Regions from separate parts of the Homo sapiens genome. Here region 1 is linked to region 2. Evidence: read pairs that join two places in POLR2A ChIA-PET (ENCODE). Cell type or tissue: OCI-LY7. All regions are shown on one strand. Each heading gives the region's core, and the rest is flanking DNA. Links, peaks and the distances in the headings are about the cores only.

Region 1 (8,335 bases), core at 156-8,155, 98 kb before region 2:
CGATCTCGGCTTACCACAACCCCTGCCTCCTAGGTTCAAGCGATTCTTCTGCCTCAGCCTCTCGAGTAGCTGGGATTACAGGCCTGCACCACCATGCCTGGTTAATTTTGTATTTTTTTAGTACGGGGTTTCTCCATGTCGGTCAGGCTGATCTCAAACTCCTAACCTCAGGTGATCTGCCCACCTCGGCCTCCCAAAGTGCTGGGATTACAGGCATGAGCCACCACACCTGGTAAAGAACTTCTTTTAATATTTCATATGGTGTAGGTCTACCGGTAATAAATTCTACCACTTTTTGTCAGTAAAACATTCTTTCACCTTCATTTAAAAAATATATTTTCACTGGACACAGACTTTTGGTTGACAGTTTTGTTTTTGTTTTCAAATGTAATGCATTAAGGGTGTTATTCCATTGTCTTCTGTGTTGCATTGTTTCTAAGGAGTAATCAGTGATAATTCTTATCTTGGTTCTTTGTATGTAATATGTATTTTTACCTTGGCTGCTTTTAAGATTTTGGTCTTTATTGCTGGTTTTAAACAATTTGATTAAGATGTGCCTTGATGTTCTTTTCTTTGTGTTTATCTTGCCTGGGCTTTGCTGAGCTTCTTGGATCTGTAACTTTATAGTTTTTATCAACTTTGGAACATTTTTAGCCATTATTATTTCAGGGTTTTATTTTCATCCTCTCCTCCTGGAACTGCAATTATTCGTAGGATAGATCTTCTGTTATTGTTGCATAGGCCCCTGACACTCTGATTATTTATTTTTTTGGCCCTTGTTTCTCCTGGTTCTTTAATGTGAATAACTTCTATTATTATGTCATTGGATTTACTGATTTTTTTTTCTTCTGCAGTCTTTAATATGCTGTTAAACTCATCTAGTAAATTATTATTTTATTTTTTAACAAATGGGATCTTGCTGTGTTGCCCAGGCTGGCCCCAAACTCCTGGGTTCAAGCAATTCTCCCACCTCAGCCTCCAAAGTAGCTGGGACTAAAGGTGCATGCCACCACACCCAGCAAATTTTTATTTTAGATATTGTATTTTTTATCTCCAGAAGATACATTTGGTTCTTTTTTTATAGCTTCCACTTTTCACTATGTTTATATTCTTTAGATCTATGAACATATTTATAATAACTTTTAAAATCTTTGTCAGTTAATTACATCATCTTTGTCATTTGGGGTCTGTTTATATTGACTGGTATTTTTCATGATAATGGGTCACATTTTCCTGCTTCTCTAGATGTCTAGTAAGTTTTCATTGGATGCTAGACAATGTAGATGCTGTGCAGCTGAGTGCCTGGGTTTTGTTATTTTCCTTTGATGTTTGTTTTGGGAGGCAATTGAGTTACTCATTGACCAGCTTGATTTTTTTTTTTTAAGGCTTTTTTTTAAGCTTTATTGCAGTGGCTCTAGAGAAGCTTCTTATCTAAAGCTGGCTTAGGCCTACAAGAAAGGTGTAGCCTCACAGTGGTCTCTAATGAATGCCTTGGATGTTCAACAAATTATTCCCATTCTGGCTTGCTAAGATTTGAATGTCCCCCAGTCCCATGAGAGCTCTTGGAATTATTCAGCTTATACCTCTCCAATAGCAGTTCCTTGACAGTCTTGTATCATTTTACCCAATATCTGAGCAACTTAGTATTTAGCCAGTGACTCAAGTGGTCCCCTGTGCAGATTTCTGGCACTATGTGTCCATATAACACCATCTTGCCTGGGACTTTGCGTCACAAATTTCAGCCTTTTCAACCTCCATATATTATAATCTCTCTCTTCAACTCAGAGAGGCCACTGTGCTCTGCATGGGATCCTCCTCCCTGTGCTGCAGTCTAAAAAGCTCTTCCAGGCAGAAAGCCAGGGTGATCACTGGGCTCACTTGATTTGCATCCCTTCTTTCAGGCCTCATAGTTCTACACTACCTGTGGCCCAATCTCTGAAAAACAATTGTTTTATATCTTTGGTCTGGCTTTCCAGTTGTGTACAGCTGGAAAACAACTTTGGTACCAATTCCTTCATCATGGCCAGAATCAGAAGAAGTTCACCCTGATAACTTAAGAAAGAAAAATTTAAAAAAGGAACATATTGGAAGGGCCTAGGGGAATTCACCAAAAAGAAGTAATAGCCAAAGAATAGTCCTCAAAAGGGACAGAGACCACAGAAACTCTGGAGATCCAGGGTGTCTTAGTCTGTTTTCACACTGCTGATAAAGACATACTCGAGACTGGGCAATTTACAAAAGAAAGAGGTTTAATGGACTTACAGTTCCACATGGATGTGGAGGCCTCACAATCATGGTGGAAGGCAAAGAGGAGCAAGTCATGTCTTACATGGATGGAGGCAGGAAAAGAGAGAATGAGAAACGAAGCGAAACGGATTTCCCCTTATCAAACCATCAGATCTCATTCACACATCTTATTCACTACCACGAGAACAGTATGGGGGAGCCGCCCCCATGATTCAGTTATCTCCCTCTGGGTCCCTCCCACAACATGTGGGAATTATGGGAGTACAATTCAAGATGGGATTTGGGTGGGGACACAGAGCCAAACCATATCACGGGAGAACTAAGAAACAGTCTCTTCAGGACATAGATGACTGGACAAATTAGCTCCATGCCCATGGGGTCCTTCAAGACTCAAATTTCTGGGAGGAGATATATGGTCTAGTCACAGTCATGGGCTTACCTCTTGGCCAGAGGAGGACAAGACACTTTGGTTAATGATTCTACCAAGATGATATACGATAGTGGGAGGACAGATTCCAAAGCAAAACTGGGTTGCTCCTTCCAGAAGCAAGGAGATTGGCCCCTTGGCAGGCAAAAACAACAGAGACACATTACAAAATATTTATGAAAGCAATATTTACGAAAGCACAAAATCTTTAAGTAGGGTTGGCTTTTGAACTCAGAGCCGTGAGGTTTCTTTTTGCTATTTCACCACAAGGCTGCATGAATTCGTTCTTTCCCCTGACATCTCTGCCTTCCCCTCCAACACAGACAGACTTTCTCCACAACAAATCCATTTTATGAGCAACATCTAGACAATAACAAACTTCTCATCAGGCCAGAAATGCCAGTTTATAGCTCATCGAGAACAGAGATTCTCTGAGCCTGCCAATGTTCAAGGAAGATTTCCAGAGAATAAAACTTGCTTGGGGGTGAAGGGCAAGCTTGAACCTGTGTCCTGGGAACAAAACATGCAGCAAAATGCATTTCTTCTTTTCCCACTACTCATAACTACCAGGAGTTGGAAGCACCTTGCCTGAAAGAGAAGGTTGTGTTTTGTGTTTCAAGAGTGAGTCTGAGGTAGCTGCAGGCTAGATTATTAAGCAGATTAATTCAACCAAATATATTGACAAATGCACCAGCAGGTAAAGGAAGAAGATGTTCTCTGCTTAGATTGTTGTGAGGAAGTTTCTGTGTCCCCACTCTGCCTAGAGGCTAATCAGATATGTGTGTGTGTGTGTAACCTCTACAAAACAAAACACCCCAAATCCTTAAAATATCCACAAATGTTGTTTTCTTGTATGATCATACCCATTTCAGAGATGAAAAATCTGAGATACAGTACGTGGAACTGTGAGTCAGTGATTAAAAAAAAAAAAAAAAAAAAAAACAAGAATTGAGGCCAGGTGTGGTCACTCATGTCTGTAATCCAAGCACTTTAGGAGACCGAGTCAGGCAGATCACCTGAGGTCAGGAGTTCGAGACCAGCCTGGCCAACATGGTGAAACCCTGTCTCTACTAAAATACAAAAATGTGCTGGGCGTGGTGGTGGGCACCTGTAGTCCCAGCTACTCAGGAGGCGGAGGCAGGAAAATTGCTTGAATCCAGGAGGTAGAGGTTGCAGAGAGCCAAGATCGTGCCACTGCATTCCAGTCTGGGCCACAGAGTGAGACTCTGTCTCAAAAAAAAAAAAAAAAAAAAAAAAAAAAAAAAAAAAAAAAAGAATTGAGTTCAAAACTGCAGGATAAAACTTTTCTGTATGTCTTGAGAATAATTTTGAAAGCAAGAGAAACGGAAAGGAAGAGAAGGGAGAGGGAGGGGAAAGGACAAAGGAGGTAAGGAAAGCAAGTTAGCTCTTTGGCTAATTCATGTCTTCAAAGGTGCCTGGGTTTTTGGAGATTTAGAGTGCTGAGAGATGCTGTTTGCACACCACCAAGATTCAAATTGAAATTATAGGCAAGTAAAAGCACCTCCTATCCCATGGCTAACTCCTTTCTCCAGCTTTACATGTTAGCTATGTCCACCCTCAGGTTCTCAACTTAGAAAGAAGTCTTTTTATTCCTTGAGGGGATTTATTTCTTTCTCAAGAAAGAAATCATGGTAATTTCATGCTGATTGAGAAAAGACCAAAATGAGCTTATAAAATTAATTCCTGGGAGAGTTTTAGTCACTTGTATCTTGTTGACTGCTTTGCAAATCTTTTTTTTTTTTTTTTTGGCCAGGCACGGTGGCTCACGCCTGTAGTCCCAGTACTTTGGGAGGCCGACGTGGGTGGATCACTTGAGGTCAGGAGTTTGAGACCAGCCTGGCCAACATGTTGACTCCAGGTCTCTACTAAAAATACAAAAATCAGCCAGGTGTGGTGGCACATGCCTGTAATCCCAGCTACTCAGGAGGTTGAGGCAGGAGAATTGCTTGAACCCCAGAGGTGGAGTTTGCAGTGAGCCGAGATTGTGTCACTGCACTCCAGCCTGGGTGACAGAGTGAGACTCTGTCTAAAAAATAAAAATAAAAAAATATATATATATATGTAAACCCTCTAAGGGTTTCGGTTGCCAGGAGAGAAGAAAATGGAACCCAAAACACTTAGAGGAGGAATGACAGACTCATTTTATAGAACAGTGGGAAGGGATTTGGGGATTAGGAAAACCTTCTGGGGAAGTGTCTGGAGCCTGCGAGTTCTTGAAAAGGACAAACGATCATGTTCCCCATTGTGTTTCAGATGCCCAGCACAATGCCTGATCTGCACTAGGTGTTCAGTAAATTATTTGTTGAACGAAAGAATGATTAAGTGAGTAAATGTGAATCTCCAGTCAGGCCTAACCTATGTTTTTGCCAAACCAGACTCCAATGCCTTGATAGCTTTGCAGCTCTTTTTCCATTCTTTGTCGTCCTGGCAATTGTCTCTGATCCTTTCAAGGCAATAGATGCGACCCTTTGTGGATTATGAACATCTCTGAGAATCTGCTGAGAGTAACAGGCCCTTTTCTCAAAAAAAAGAATGCACAGACACGTACACACAATTTGGCATATCTTTTCAAGTGAGCGAATGCCCTGAACCTCACATGTGGCCACAGCCTAACAATCTCTGGAGCTTTTCCCACTCTTCTTCCTGTCTCTCTGCCCTGCAGACTTATTTGCTCCTTCACTGGGTCCTCATAGCACTTTTTAAAATCTTTTCAGTTTTTAGCTTAAAACAACATGTACTTTATTCACAAGTCTGTAATTTGTGCAGAGCTTGGGGGATGCCCTCTGGCTCCACTTCAGGCTGGGGCTGGAATCACCTGAAGGATTACTGCATGGTTTGAATGTGTCCCCCAAATTTCATGTACTGGAAACTTAGATCTCCAAGTTCATATGTTGATGGTATTTGGATGTGGGGCCTTTAGGAGGTAATTAGGATTAGATAAAGTCATCAGGGTGCAGCCCCCATGATGGGACTGGTGGCTTTATGAGCAGAGGAGGAGAGGCCTGAGCTGACACACATATTCTTGCCCTTTCATCATGTGATGCCCTCCACCATGTTATGATGCAGCAGGAAGGCCCTTGCCAGACACTGGCACCCTGATATTGGACTTCCCAGCCTCTAGAACTGTAAGAAATAAATTTCTTTTCTTTCTTTTTTTTTTTTTTGAGACAGAATCTCTGTCTCCCAGGCTGGAGTGCAGTGGCGCATCTCCACTCACTGCAAGCTTCGCCTCCTGGGTTCACGCCATTCTCCTGCCTCAGCCTCCTGCGTACCTGGGATTACAGGCACCCACCACCACGCCTGGCTAACTTTTTGTATTTTTTTTAGTAGAGATGGGGTTTCACGGTGTTAGCCAGGATGGTCTCGATCTCCTGACCTCATGATCCGCCCACCTCGGCCTCCCAAAGTACTGGGATTACAGGTGTGAACTACCGCGCCCGGCCAATTTCTTTTCTTTATAAATTTCTTTTCTCTAGAAATTACCCAGTCTATGATATTCTGTTATAGTAGCAGAACACAGACTAAGACAATTGCTCACTCACCTGTCCAGAAGCTGTCCAGAGATTGATGCTGAAGAGACCTAAACAGTGGGGAGCTAAAATAGCTGGGGGTCCTCAGGCATCTCCTCCTGTCTCTATGTGGTCTTTCTATGCATTCTCTCTGGCTTATCCAGAGCACTTTAAACATACCTCTCTTACTACTTAACCCACAACGTAGTAGTTGTTATTTGGGCCTGTGGATTGTGGCAATGTACTTAACATCTGTTTCATTGGCAAAACTGTAAATCCTTCAAGGACAAGGACCATAACTTGTTCATCTCTATTTCCTTAAGACCCTAGCAGCTACCTTGTATGTAACTATGTATTTAATATATGCTAGTTGGAATATGCACGTAGGTATGTGTTTATTTTATCATGATGTCCCACTACATTTCAACAAAGAAGTAGAATGGCGCTTATATACATACCTCAATACAACAAAATAAAAATGCAAATCAAAGAAATGGGGATAAAGTAAAAATAAAGCTAGGAAAAATGTTAAAATAAAAGATAACAGGCCAGGCATGGTGGCTCGCTCCTGTAATCCCAGCACTCTGGCAGGCCTAGGTGGGCAGATCACAAGGTCAAGAGATCGAGACCATCCTGGCCAACATGGTGAAAACCTGTCTCTACTAAAAATACAAAAATTAGCTGGGCATGGTGGCACGCACCTGTAGTCCCAGCTACTTGGGAGGCTGAGACAGGAGAATTGGTTGAACCCAGGAGTCAGAGGTTGCAGGGAGCCGAGATCGCGCCACTGCACTCCAGCCTGGCCACAGAGTGAGACTCCATCTCAAAAATAAAATAAAATAAAATAAAATCACTACCCAAAATGCATACCCACAAAGTTGTATATCATTATTGTCAGTGGCTCAGAAGAAGGGGCAAAGAGGGAAATACCCTCATTACTAAAGTTCACAGGGTTGCATACAGATGATCCTCAATTTACAATGGCTCAACTTATAATTTTTCAACTTTATGATGGTGCAAAAGTAACATGCATTCAGTAGAAACTGTACTTCAAGTACCCATACAGCCATTCTGCTTTTTGCTGTTAGTACAGCATTCAATAAACATGAGATATTCAACACTTTATTATAAAATAGGCTTTGTGTTAGATGATTTTGCCCAACTGTAGGTTAATATAAGTGTTCTGAGCTTGTTTAAAGTAGGCTAGGTGATATGGTTGGGCTGTGTCTCCACCCAAATCTTGTCTTGAATTGTAGCTCCCATCATTCCCATGTGTTGTGGGGGAACTCAATGGGAGGTAATTGAATCATGGGGGCAGTTTCCCCCATACTGTTCTGGTGGTAGTGAGTAAGTCTCACGAGATCTGATGGTTTTATAAGGGGTTCCCCCTTTCACTTGGCTCTCATTCTCTCTTGCCTGCTGCCATGTAAGATGTGCCTTTTGCCTTCCACCATGATTGTGAGGCCTCCCCAGCCACGTGGAACCTCTTTTCTTTATAAATTACCCAGTCTTGGGTAAGTCTTTATCAGCCACATGAAAACAAAGTAATACTCTAGGCTAAGCTATGATGTTTGGTAGGTTAGGTGAATTAAATGCATTTTCAACGTATGATAGGTTTACCAGGATGTATTAATAAGTCGAGAAGCACCTGTGTAAGGCAACTGATCACTTGGGAAAACACAGTTTGTGTGAGTAACAAGGTATATAAGAAATGTTCTTCTATCGGTTGCAATTTTATTGCAACTTCCTTGTGATAAAAATGATAGCATATTTATACCATGATTTCTCTGTAATGTGCCTCAATTCAGGTTAAGGGAGGTTCAATACAAGAAAATCTACAAGTGGCCAAAACAAACGGCTTAAAGCTGCAATTCTGTAAGGGTCTGATTTTATCTAAGGACATATTTAAGACCATGTAGTCCAGCTTTTTCTGAAGAGTACACTATGGAATAACAATCTTGGAAAAGCTCTGCCCATAATGGCTTCTGTGGTTGAGGAAAGGTGGGAAACCCACTCACGTCTTCCTCTTGGAAGTGCACAGTAAAACACTAGCATTTTAAAGGCTCTGAGAAGTCCTGCAGTAAGGAAACCCAGCATTTGCCAGGTTTCTCTGACTACTGTTGTGCAAGAA
Region 2 (8,335 bases), core at 141-8,140:
GGACGTGAACTTTTGCGTCTAGCTCAGGGATTGTAAACGCACCAATCAGCACCCTGTCAAAACGGACCAATCAGCTCTCTGTAAAACAGACCAATTGGCTCTCTGTAAAGTGGACCAGTCAGCAGGATGTGGGTAGGGCCAGACAAGAGAATAAAAGCAGGCTGCCGGAGCTGGCAGTAGCAATTGGCTGGGGTGTTTTTCCGCTCTGTGGGAGATTTGTTCTTTCGCTTTTTGGGTCCACGCTGCGTTTGTGAGCTGTAACACCGTGAAGGTCTGCAGCTTCACTCCTGAAGTCAGGCGAGAAGACTACGAACCCACCTGGAGGAACGAACAACTCCAGACTCGCCGCATTAAGAGCGGTAACACCGCGAAGGTCTGCAGCTTCACTCCTGAGCCAGCGAGATCACGAACCCACCGGAAGGCTGTAACATATCTGAACATCAGAAGGAACAAACTCCGGACAGGCCGCCTTCAGGAACTGTAACACTCACCGCGAGGGTCCGTAGCTTCATTCTTGAAGTCAGTGAGACCAAGAGCCCACCAATTCCGGACACAACAGGACACACTGCGGCTTCTCCTGGCTTTTTCAAAGTTCAGCCCAAGAGGAAGAGAGACCTAATTAATACCCAGGAGATGGTGGTGTTTATTTTTTCCAGCTGGGACAACTAAGGCCCCGAGAGGAGAAAGGGACTATCCGGGGTACAGAGGCCACTGAGTCAGAGCTAGGACCAACATATCACCAGCTCTCCCTCTTCAGCGCAGACCCCAACTCACCAGCGGTGGCTTCCTGAAGAGCTGGGTTAAGGAGGATTCTGAGGTGCAGCAGAGCTCGCTAAGAGGCTGACGGGTAAGGGGTGCTGCGCTGTGAGCACAGGAGCCAGGTGGGTGTTGCCTGCCATCCCCTCTACCTCTCCCTCTTCTCTCTGCCACCTCGGTTTTTCTCCATCCTTTCACTCACCCCCGACCCGCCATTGTTTCACCTGCCTGGAAATGGCACCCTTCGTTGAGAGTAAGGATAGGGCCTCTGCTGTGCCCAGGCCACGTTTCTGGGCCTCTTTTTTCCTCTCCCAGGTCTGAAGGGGCCTCAGTTTGGGGTTCTTAAGGGCCCAGAGACCTGTGAACAGTTGCTCCCTCCCCTACTTAGTGGCCCACGTGGAACTCAAGAGTATCCCGCTCCGTGGCTGTTCAGAAATGCAGCAGCACAGCCCCCAGGCAGCAATCGTTCAGGAGCGCTGGGAAGCCCACAGCCAGCCTGAGCCCTCCGAGATGCCTCTAGACTCTGGGCCCGGGATCAATACTTGGGAGGGGGAGAGCAGATGTGAATGCGATGCGGGCACACGCACAGCGTGCTGCTGGAGGCCCAGCTCAGAGGAGCTGGGCCAGCCTCCCCCGCCCTCTCCTTTCTCCTTGCCTTGCGGGGGCCAAGAGGGCTGTGGAGGGCTCTGCTGGAGTCTGCCATCTGCTGCTGAAAACATCTGCGCTTGCTGCCTTCCACGCAGACGAGCTGTCCGTCCTTCCTCCTCCCCCTCTTCCGCCAAGGCTATTCAGACGGGCGTGCAGGCTGCGGGCAGAGGTCAGGAAGCTCCCCGGCCTGTCCAGGCACGAGACAGCAGGCACTGCCTCTTTGGTACCTAGGCAGCTGTGTCTGCGAGTCCCTGGCTCTCTCCCAGGTGCCCTGCTTTAAGAAAATCCAATAGGAACAAAGTCCTGTTTGCAAAGTGGACACCTGCGGGCAATGTATGTCTCTGTCTGCATTGCACAGAGATCATCCTGAGCGATTCAATGATTTTTTCTCTCTGTGGGTTCTAAGTTCTTAACCAGAAAAGGAGATGTTAATTGAATCACCTGGGAGGTTTTTCAACATGCACCCGGCCAGTCCCCATGTTTCCCACTCTCAGACAAAACAGGTTTGGGGAGAAGAGTTTGTTGAAAGAGGTCCCTAGCACCCAGTGTTGCTGACAGATCCCCTCCCCACCTCTCCCTGCTCTGCTACCCTTGCGCATTTCAGCTTTTATTTAAAAGTCAGTAACTACCTACAGTGGAGGAGGGGGCTTTAAAGCTGAACTGTTCTATCTCACTATGAATTAAAGATCAGTTAGAAATGAAATTTCAACACCCAAGAAAAGAATAGGTACATTTATTAGAAAATGGGAGTGCTGTATATTTAAATTTTTAAAATGTATACAGATTAGGTCCATAATTCATTGTTTCTATAAAATCATATCTGTGGCAAGCCCCTGCCTCCACAGAAACAATTTTATTTCATAGAGCAATCTATTTGTAAGCATGGAAGGACCATTATAGATCCTAACAGTGTCCTTTAAGAATGAGGACACAGAGTTGACCCACTTCTCCTAGTATATGTTGGAATTCCAAATTCTATCGGTTTATTTACTCATTTATTGAGACGGAATGTTGCTCTGTCGCCAAGCCTGGAGTGCAGTGGCGCAATCTCTGCTCACTGCAACCTTTACCTCCCAAGTTCAAGCGATTCTTCCACCTCAGCCTCCCGAGTAGCTGGGACTACAAGTGCGTACGTCATCGTGCCCAGCCAATTTCTTTTGTATTTTTAGTAGAGACAGGTTTTCACCATGTTGGCCAGGCTGGTCTCGAACTCCTGACCTCAAGTGATCCACCCGCCTCAGCCTCCCAAAGTGCTGGGATTACAGGCGTGAGCCACCGCACCCGGTCTCTATCAAGTTTATTTGTTTGTATCCACATGGAAAAGGTAAGCCCCCTTCTGCTCACAGGTACTATGTCTGCTTTGCTCACTGCTATATCCCCAGTGCCCAGAATGGTGTTTGTTGAATGAATGAATGAGCACATAGACAGGTCTACTGGTGGCTGTTGCATTGCAGGGATCTGTGAGAATGCACTGATGCGTACATCTGTGTCATTTTAATATGTCCACTTCTGTGCATGTCTGCATTACTAATGCATGTTTTTATGGATCGAGCATTCATTCTTAGAGATGACCTAAATATACATTCAATGCCGCCAGCTAAGAATTCTACCGAGGCTTCATGCATTGTTATTATATGTTATATGTTACAAATAAGGATACAAGGCATATATATTAAGCTTTCAAATCTTGGAAAATTAGTTCTGGAAGATGTTCTGAGAAGCAAATATTCCATGGTCAAATGAGTTTTGGAAATTCAGGATTAAAGAAAATGAAGTAAGTCTCTAAATATGGAATGTCTCAGAGACTTTAAATGCCAGAGTGTGCAGTGACTCTCTGAATATGGAAAGACTATACAGCTTTTTTTTTCTCTTTTCTTTTTTTTTTTTTTTTCTGCGCCTGGCCAGAATATACAGCATTTTTCAAACTCATTTGACTTTGGGACCCTTCTGGATCTCTCTTTTGGGGAGGATTTGGCAGTAAATGTAGGTAAATGCTGAACCACGACAATTTTGCTTGAAGTAAGAATTCATCTTGGCTGGGATTAGAAAGCTAGAGGCAGGTAGGGTTAAAGAACTTTTGACTGGGTGTGGTGGCTCATGCCTCTAATCCCAGCACTTTGGGAGGCCAAGGCAGGCTGATCACTTGAGGTCAGGAGTTTGAGACCAGCCTGACCAAGATGATAAAACCCCATCTCTACTAAAAATCCAAAAACTAGCTGGGTATGGTGGTGCACACCTGTAGTCCCAGCTACTCAGGAGGCTGAGGCAGGAGAATCGCTTGAACCTGGGAGGTGGAGGTTGCAGTGAGCCAAGATCATGCCCCTGCACTCCAGCCTAGGTGACGGCGGGAGATACTGTCTCCAAAAAAAAAAAAAAAAGTTTCTCCTTTTTCATTCACTCACTCATTCACCCAACACACATTGAGTTCCTACTCAGAGCCAGATCTTGTGAATGACACTGAAGAATATGAACATGAAGAAATGCGATGCCACCTCAACCTCACACAGTCCAGAAAAATCAGCCTATCAGGCCTCCCTGCTGCAAATGTCAGAAGCCCCATCAAACTGACAAGCCAGAATGTGGAAGTTATGGACAGAAACATCTGAGAAGACCATAGAATGAATGGGAAGGCGAAATACGAAATTATGATAAAAGCCCAAGGAACAGACAATGAGGGTTGGGGTGAACAGCGTAACCTGTGAAATAACTGGATTTGTCCATTCAGTCAGTACATGACCTTAGAATACTATCTTATTTCAGGCACTGTGGGGCGATGGGAGAAATAAATACAAGATATGGTTTGGACCCTGGAGGGGAGGTTATGTCTAGTGGATCCACTCAGAAACATCTTCTCAACAAGGCTAATCGACTTTGTCAGAAGCAAATACATCCCAGGATTGAAGGGACAAAAATGAAAATGGGTCTGTAAGACCTATGGTTCTTACAGAACTCAGAAAGGACACAGGAAAGACCAGCCAGCTCCTTTCCGTCCCGGCTGTCACAAGATCTACTGCCTTTGGGGGGGATGGGCAACTACGGAGTGACGGATTGAAACGCCGCACCTTGATTCTCTCATGATTACCGGAATAATTCCAGCCTAAGAGAGGAAGGAAATCGAACAAAACAAGAACAAGGGTGGGGTGGGAGCAACGGCTAAACAGAACAACAAATTATAAAATGCAGGATCCAGGCCCAAGCCGCACCATGCCAGGAGGGGGGAAAGAAACCAGCACAAGGAGCATGATGTGCCTGTTTGCAGAGATTCCGGAAAGATGAATGACCTCCCGAATGTGCTTTGGGAGCTGTGGCTCTCTAAAATGGCCTTCTGTGCCCCCTCAAATTCAACAGCAGCTGATGACAGTCGGAGCCATGAGCACAGGTCAGGGGCCCACAGGCTTGCAGAGGAAAGAGGTCTGAGTCAGTGGTGAGATTCGAGGTTGATATTTTATTAGTTTCTTCCTGGAATTTGTGGGTCTCCGAGTTGCAAACCCAAACCAAATGTTCCCTTTGAGCATTCCTGGCTGTGTAATTATCATTTGCGTTTGTGTAGGGATTGGAGGGAAAAGGATGGCTTAGAGTGTGTCTTTTCAAGCGCAGGCATTAGAAGGGTCTTCCAGGCAGCTGTGGCGGGGTAAACCGGGCCTGTGGAATACAACGTGCCATGAGAACACTCGGCCAGGCAGCAATCCACAAGGGCCACTTATACATGCGCATGACACAGGGAGACGCAGAGGTGGGGGATCAAGGGCCCGAATGGGGATCGCCAATTCCTCCATAAGGAAAGACAGGAGAGAAAATAGTTTGGTTTTGATTTTACTTTCAAGTGAGTTTCACACTGGGAAAACACTCCCAAAGATCCTGAACCAACCATGACTCCATTTCCCTCTCCTGAGTTTTTCAGGATGTCACCAGGTTCCCTATCAGACACGTCTGGTTTTTTGTTTTGTATTTTTGTGAGACGGAGTCTCACTCTGTCACCCAGGCTAGAGTTCAATGGCACAATCTTGGCTCATTGCAACCTTCACCTCTCAGGTTCAAGCTATTCTCCTGCTTCAGCCTCCTGAGTAGTTGGGATTACAGGCACGTGCCTCCACGCCCAGCTAATTTTTGTATTTTTAGTAGAGATGGGATTTCACTATGTTTGCCAGGCCAGTCTCGAACTCCTGGCCTCAAGTGATCCACCCGCCTTGGCCTCCCGAAGTGCTGGGATTATAGGTGTGAACCACCACGCCTGGCTGGACACATTCATCTTTAGACTCGTGCATGCTCCAGCCTGAGGGACGGTGCTAATGGTGAAATGCATTCATGATACTTGATATTCTGAAATGTGATTCATGACTGTTCCAACAGAACTTGCCCCTCCCAACCCCACTAAACCCCCATCTCCAGAGCTTTGTTTTAGAATTATTCCCATTTTACTGACAAGCTGAAGGTAGAAGGCAAGAGTCTGTAGTCAGCCAGGAACAGCTGACAACTTTAACACCCCAAATTTCAACTTCCATATTTCCTGTATCCCTCTAGGCCAGGAGTTGTCAAACTGTTGGCTGCAGGTCTACTGCCTGCAAGCTAAGAATGGTTTTTACATTTTACAGTGGTTGGAGGGGACCCAGCGTGGTGGCTCACACCTGTCATCCCAGCACTTTGGGAGGCCGAGGCAGGAGGATCACCTGAGGTCAGGAGTTTGAGGCCAGCCTGGCCAATATGGCAAAACCCTGTCTCTTTTAAAAATACAAAAATTAGCTGGGCATGGTGGCAGGTTCCTGTAATCCCAGCTACTCGAGAGGCTGAGGCACAAGAATCGGCTGAACCTGGGAGGTAGAGTCTGCAGTGAGCCGAGACCATGCCACTGCACTCCAGCCTGGGAGACAGTGAGACTCTGTCTCAATCAATCAATCAATAAAATGGTTGGAGTTGGAGGGGAGTCAAAAAAGAATAATACTTGATGACACATAAAAATTACATGGGCCAGGCTTGGTGGCCCACACCTGTAATCCCAGGAAGCTGAGGTGGGAGGATCGCTTGAGCCCGGGGATTCGAGACCAGCCTGGGCAATAGTGAGACCTTGTCACTCAAAAAATTAAAAAATTAGCCAGATGCAGTGACATGTGCCTATAGTCCCAGGTACTGAGGAGGCTGAGGCGAGAAGATGGCTTGGGCTCAGGAATTTGAGGCTGCAGTGAGCTATGATTGCGCCACTGCACTCCAGCATGGGTGACAGAGTTAAAGTTTAGCCTAAAGCTTCCCCCTTACATATTTTAAGTTCAGCCTAAAGGTTTCTCTGTACATCATGGACTATAATAAGTGGAGGAGGCCGGGTGCGGTGGCTCACGCCTGTAATCCCAGACCTTTGGGCAGCCGAGGTGGGCGGATCATTTGAGGTCAGGAGTTCGAGACCAGCCTGGCCAACATGGTGAAACCCCATCTCTACTAAAAATACAAAAATTAGCCAGGAGTGGTGGCAGGAACCTGTAATCCCAGCTACTCTACTCAGGAGGCTGAGGCAGGAGAGTCACTTGAACCCGAGAGGCGGAGGTTGCAGTGAGCCCAGATTGCGCCATTGCACTCCAGCCTGGGCGACAGAGCGAGACTCCGTCTCAACAAAAAAGTGAAGGTGTAAACTGACCGTAGCCTACACTTGTGCCAGTCACCAAGTTTTAGCCAATAAATGTAGCCAACTGTTTGAACTGTGTTCGAATAAGGCAAACGCCGAGCTGTAACCAGTCCGGCTGTGTCTGTACCTCACATCCATTTTCTGTACCTCGCTTTCCTTTTTCAGTCCACCAATCATCCACCACATGGCTGCGCTGGGGTCTCTGAGCGTACCTTGGCACAGGAGGCTGCCCAATTTCTGAATTGTTCATTGCTCAATTAAACTACTTTAAATTTAATCCAGCTGAAGTTTTTATTTTATCAAGAGCAAGACAATCTTGTCTCTAAATAATAAAATGAAATCAAAAGTAAAGTGTCTATGAATAAGGTTGTATTGGCCAATGGCCATGCCCACCTGTTTACAGATTGTCTATGGCTCATTTTGTGCCTTAGTGGCAGGGTTGAGTACAGTTGTCCCTCGGTATCCGTGGGGGATTGGTTCCAGGACCTCCCAGATTACTAAAATCCACAGATGCTCAAGTCCTTGATATAAAATGGTATAGTACTTGCATATACCCCTGTATACTTTAAATTTTCCCTGTATACTTTATATCATCTCTAGATACAATACCCAATACGATGTAAATGCAGTGTAAATAGTTGTTATGCTGTATTGTTATTTAATTTGTATTATTTTAGTTATTATTTTTATTGTTTTTGATATTTTTTATCTGCAATTGGTTGAATCCTTGGATTCGGAACCTGAGGATAGAGAGGGCTGGCTGTAGTTCCAACAGAGATCGTGTGTCCCGAAAAGCTGGAAATATTTACTATCTGCTCATTCCTAGGAAAAGTGTGTCAATCCTTGCTCTAGGCCACTGAGTACAGAGAAAGCAAAGGGATCCCCCTGGCTACCAAATAAAGTTGAAAGTCTTTAACACTGCACTTAAGAAATCTACAAATAGCCTCAACCCTCATTTTCAAGGTTATGCCTTCTCACTCACCTCATACCAAAGTCAATCTCAGAAATCCATCTACCATCAGTGTGAGCAGCGGCAAATCCATACAGGCCTGCAGCAACTTGATTCTTACCTCCTCAGAGGAAAGAATTCAGCTGAGGGCATAAGGCAGAGTGAAAGTCCAAGGCAAGTTTTAGAGCAGGAGTAAAAGTTTATTAAAACATTTGAGAGCAGGAACAAAAGGAAGTACACTTGGAAGAGGAGGACCAAGTGGGTGACTTGAGAGACCCAAGTGTGTTGTCCAACCCTTGACCTGGGGTTTTATACATTGGCTTGGTTCCGGGGTCTGCATTTCTTCTTCCTAACTCTTCCTTGGGGTGGGC

Evidence for each region. Peaks named below come from ENCODE experiments on the same cell type or tissue, not always from the same donor. Only the 100,000 strongest peaks of a DNase experiment are listed, where the experiment ranks them.
Region 1: POLR2A ChIA-PET joins it to region 2 with 10 read pairs; 6 of 35 experiments call an interaction of 5 or more read pairs at or near these places.

What each region holds. Positions count from the first base shown.
Region 1 is chr12:116,563,024-116,571,358 of GRCh38, forward strand. The region is part of intron 1 of MAP1LC3B2 (microtubule associated protein 1 light chain 3 beta 2); the gene reads left to right. Among named protein-coding and RNA genes, the nearest start is that of MAP1LC3B2, 7.8 kb to the left of the region's middle. In OCI-LY7, for the core only: no CTCF peak of the experiment used is centred there; no DNase peak of the experiment used is centred there.
Region 2 is chr12:116,661,366-116,669,700 of GRCh38, forward strand. LINC03088 (long intergenic non-protein coding RNA 3088) reads left to right here and starts at 179. Exons shown (of 2, transcript XR_007063473.1): 1 at 179-881. It overlaps LOC124903028 (a long non-coding RNA gene), which reads right to left and starts at 1,464. Exons shown (of 3, transcript XR_007063474.1): 1 at 775-1,464; 2 at 319-581. RefSeq lists enhancers at 1,403-2,027, 4,428-4,979. In OCI-LY7, for the core only: no CTCF peak of the experiment used is centred there; no DNase peak of the experiment used is centred there.